Regions from separate parts of the Homo sapiens genome. Here region 1 is linked to region 2. The links are chromatin loops, found by intact Hi-C in ENCODE. Cell type or tissue: K562. All regions are shown on one strand. Region 1 overlaps IQCH (IQ motif containing H). Region 2 overlaps IQCH (IQ motif containing H).

Region 1 (2,500 bases), 130 kb before region 2:
ATCAAACCCACAGTGAGATATCACTTCACACCTCTTCAGATGGCTATTATCAAAAAGACAAAAGAAGGCTGGGTGCAGTGGCTCACATCTGTAATGCCAGCACTTTGGGAGGCAGAGGCGGGTGGATCACGAGGTCAGGAGTTCGAGACCACCCTGGCTAACATGGTGAAACCCCATCTCTACTAAAAATACAAAAATTAGCTTAAAAAAATTAAAAAAAATTAAAAAAAAAACAAAGATACAAAATACAAAAATACAAAAAAATTAAAAAAAAATACAAAAATACAGGCGTGGTGACGCGCTTGTAGTCCCAGCTACTCAGTAGGTGAGGCAGGAGAATCGCTAAACCCTAGAGGCAGAGGTTGCAGTGAGCCACGCCACTGCACTCTGGCCTGGGCAACAGAGTCAGACTCCGTCTCAAAAAAAAAAAAAAAAGAAAAGAAAAGAAAAGACAAAAGATAAGTATTGGTGAGAATGTGGAGAAAGGGAACCCTTATACACTGTTAGTGGGAATGTAAATTAGTACAGCCACTGTGGAAAACTGTATGGAGGTTCCTCAAAAACTTAAACACAGAACTACCATATGATCCACCAATCCCACTTCTGAGTGCGTAGCCAAAGAAAATAAAATCTTGAAGAGATATCTGCACTGCCGTGTCCATTGCAGCATTATTCATAATAGCCAAGACGTGGAAACAACCTAAGTGTCAGTTGATGACAGATGAAAGGATGAAGAAATTGTGGTGTGTGTGTATATATGTATGCATGTATATACACATTGGAATATTATTTAGCCTTAAAAAAGAAGGAAATTCTGTCATTCATGACAATATGAATGAACCTGGAGGATAATATGCTAAGTGAAATAAGCCAGACACAGAAAGACAAATACTGCATGATCTCACTTACATGTGGAATCCAAAAAAGTCAAACTTATAGCAACAGAAAGTAGATGAGTGATTACCAGGGGTCGGAAGGTGGGGGAAATGGGGAGATGCTGGTTAAAGTGTACAAACCTTCAGTTATAAGATGAATGAATTCTGGAGACCTAACGTATAGCATGGTGACTATAGTTAATAACCACATATTATATACCTGAAATTTGCTAAGAGAGTAGATCTTAACTTCTGACCACACACACACACACATCCAAGTGAGATGATGGATATGTTAATTAGCTTGATTGTGGTAATCATTTCACAAGGTATATTATATTGAAATATCATGTTGTACACCTTAAATAAAAATACTTTTTTTGGGTTAGTTATACCTCAATAAAGCTGGGATCGGAGAAGGACAATTTTGTAAGAGAAAATTTATCACATAAAAAGTCTTGACCACAGGTGACAGCTGGAACTAGAAACAACTTTCAGCTTTGTTTTGGGATGCTGGGGCAAGCTATAAATGCTCATAGGTGAAGAATCTTATGGTCTTTCTTGGCATTAGTAGGGAGCCTTTTCCTTTTTTCCTACCTCCTGCCCTCCTGAGTCCTGCAGAAATGTAGTACCTGCTGGAGACAGCAGGGTGCAGTGTGAGTGTCCAGATTTTCCTCGCCCTGGCCATGTTTCTGGTGATTCAAGTTAAAGATCCCTAAGTGCAGAGAGGTGTCTTGGTTTCATTTGAAAGGAAGCAAAGAGCTCCATGATGAGAATGGGCATCTTTTGAGGAAGTCCTGGGGGAACAGCTGATGTAAACAGAGGAATTAGGTCCGTTATATGCAGATCAACCAAAATCCTACCCAAGAGCTGATATTTAGGCTTGGGTTCAATATTTCTCAGTGTGAAGGTTTACAGTGTAAGGGGGGTTAACCAAACATTTAAGGACAGTCACAAATGGTAATATATACATAGCAAAGTTGGCCACTAGTTTACCTGCACTATCAGTGTTAAGAAACAGAATTGTAATTTTCACTGGAAAAATTTGTCATCATTGCCCATGTGCTTATTGTAGAAGTCATCATCATTGCCATCATCATTACTATTACTTGCATATTATAGGTCTCTTTCATTGACACAAAGATACAGCCCTTTTAAAGGGAGAAGGTCTTTTACTTTAATGCTTCCAAGTCCTTTGGGATGTATTTTCCCTTCACTAGGCATTAACTTGTGATTAACAATCTGCCCACTATAGCACTTTAAAACACTGAATAATAGGTACTTCTGTTAATACCAAAGGCGTATTACATTTTAATTTAGATATACTCTGTTAGCCTTCTTCCATATAAATAAAATACTTTCCCTAAAGAGAAAAAGTAAATCTCATTGAGCTTCCTTGGTGAATACCTTGTATATCTTGAAAACAGAGATAGGGGAGATCTTGCAAATGAGAGTACTAGAGGGGGATTTAGAGAAGTATTCATTCATTCATTAAATAAATATTTATTGAACATCTATTATATGCTAGACAGGGTGCTAGGTGCTGGGTATACAGCAGTGAACAAGAAGGAATTATGATATTTCTGTAGACTTTGGTTTTTCCATTCTCTGAAATAAATGTATTC
Region 2 (2,500 bases):
AGGGTTACACGAATGAAGTAGGCAGTTGAAAATGTCTGTGTAGGAAATTTGGAAGATTAACCTAAGAGACTATTATGCTAGTTAGAAATGGCTTTGCAATTTAATCCTAACATTAATCTTGTTTTTAGTTTTGATTTCACCAAGGCATACATTTAAGAGCTTTTGAAAGAAGCCAAAGGTTAAAAATGTATTTAAAAAAATAGAGATGTTACCTCAGTAATTGTTTTCAGTGTTAGAAATGATCTCAAATTAAATAATTTCCCAGCTAAAATGAAGCACTACTCTTAATTCTCCTAAGAAAACTCCACAACATAGAGTACAATCCTTGCTTTAGGACAAGGTAGCATCTAGTCAATGGCAAAAATGGCATTGACTCTGAGATCTCTTACTGCAGATCTACATTTGACTATTTTTCCCTCTCACTATTTTGCTGACATAAAGGCTTAGTCCCTGCTTGCCTCAGATTTAGAATAATATTCTCAAATATTTGCATATTATGACAGTATACACAATGGAAGAGGATTCTGTGCTGTTGTTTTATTTGGATTTTTCTAGTGGTAAGCCTACTATCAAAGAAATACAATATTTAAAATTTCTCTATTAATTCTTTTTGCTGGTAAATTATTTCCTCGTTAAAATTATGGTACTAGATTATTTAGGAATATCAAATAAAATAGAGAAATCTGAATGAGCTACAAATAAGTCTTCAAAAACAGGCTTACATTTTCTTAATCATTGCTAATTATAAACAGAATGAGAGCCATTTCATCTCCAAAAAATTCCAAAGACAAAAGGATCACAATCTTTACTTAACATCTACATTACATCTTACACTACTAATAAATGACTTTTATTTCTTAAAAAAATAAGAGCTCATTAAAACAACTCATTACTTACACATGCTTTTCTCTGATTAATATATGGCAAACTGATTCCATAGTTCGCATTTACAGCAGCTCTGTGGTGGATGTTTTCAGGATCCTGCAAGATTTTTACATTCAACCCTATCTTTCGCTGAAACAAAGAAACAATGAAACTTTCATGCTGGATGAACAAAAATGCTTACTAACATTTTATATCCTCAAAGGAGTTTAAAGTTCTTTGGAAATAATTATTTTAATGAAATTCTCACTGGAAAAAAATATATTTGGATCTTTTATTTAGGCTGCTAATCAGTCCCTTTTATTCACAGAAAAGGAACTTTGTGTAGATTTTCCTCCGTGTATCCCATTGCTCCCACAAATACATCCTCAGACACATTTTCTTAAAAATAATGCTGGAAGCCAACCAAGGTGGGCAAAGGACTAGATAGAATACCTGGTCTTAATTTCTTTTTAGCTTTCCAGGTCAAGGATTTTGTCAATGAAATCTATACTACAAATACACAGGTAGAGGGCTCCCTTGGTCTGTTAATGTGGCCACTTTCCTCTAGGGACATTTACAGGTAAATCTCAGTTTGGGCCTGGTAAATTTACCACAACAAATTTATCTACTCCTTCACAGAGATTCTCTTATCTGTAAGAATAATTTATGCTTTCATTAGAAAAAAATAAAAGCCTCTTGTCTGAACCACTTATTCCTCATTTTAAATAATTCAAATTAGTTATTGTTGACATGCTTGATAAACCATGAGAGTGGGCCACATAGTGGTGGTGGCAAGGGGCACTAGATAGTTGTCAGGACACCTAGGTGCCAGCTCTCCTCTCGACTGCTGTGTGTGACCTTGGGTAAGTCACTTCACCTCTATGGAAGTCAGTTTCTCTATTCACAAAATGCATGTTAGACTTAATGGTCTCTTGAGGAACCATGCCCAAGCTTTGGGATTCTATGATTTGAGGCTAAAAAATAATTTGGCACGTAGGGAATATGGTATTACTAATAATTTCTAGTCTTTTGTGATTTTAAAAATTGTAATATAATGCATATACCATAAAATTCACCCCTTTAAAGTGTACAATTCAGTGGTTTTCAGTATATTCACAACCATCACCACTATCTAATTCCAGAACATGTGCATCCCCCGAAAATGAGACCTCATACCCATTAGCAATTGCTCCCCATTCCCTCTTCCCACTAGTTCCAGGCAACCAGTAATCTACTTTCTGTCTCTCCTGATGTATCTATTCTGGACATTTCATAAAAATGGAGTCAAAATATGTAGGCTTCGCAACTTTTTAAAAAGGAGGTTAGAAGTATTGTGAGCAACCTAACTGTTTTCCTTTCAATTAAGTGTCTTAGTTTTGAGGGTGATCTGATGCAGTTGTTAAAATGTTGTAGGAATTGGACAGATTTGTTCATGATCCATCTATTTCTTTGACATAAGCATTTATAAAGGGTCTGTGCCTAAGGTCAAAGTGAAGAAGGCTACAAAAATATCTACAGAATGTATGCTAGATAAGCATAGATACGTTTAGGTAAGGTCTTTAACAGATATCCCAAATCTTCCTTTTACTTTTTAATAGCATGGTTTTTTGTTGTTGTTGTTGTTGTTGTTTTGAGA

The links. A loop is a pair of places that touch in the nucleus more often than their neighbours do. Peaks named below come from ENCODE experiments on the same cell type or tissue, not always from the same donor. Only the 100,000 strongest peaks of a DNase experiment are listed, where the experiment ranks them.
Region 1: it touches region 2 in a loop (2.9-fold over the local background); 5 of 110 quality-filtered maps call a loop at or near these places.

Annotation. Positions count from the first base shown.
Region 1 is chr15:67,432,721-67,435,220 of GRCh38, reverse strand. All of the region lies in intron 16 of IQCH (IQ motif containing H), which reads right to left. All of the region lies in intron 3 of IQCH-AS1 (IQCH antisense RNA 1), which reads left to right. Among named protein-coding and RNA genes, the nearest start is that of C15orf61, 87 kb to the left of the region's middle. In K562, a CTCF peak has its summit at 1,531; a DNase peak (open chromatin) is centred at 1,530.
Region 2 is chr15:67,302,853-67,305,352 of GRCh38, reverse strand. All of the region lies in intron 4 of IQCH (IQ motif containing H), which reads right to left. Among named protein-coding and RNA genes, the nearest start is that of IQCH, 49 kb to the right of the region's middle. In K562, a CTCF peak has its summit at 1,400; a DNase peak (open chromatin) is centred at 1,402.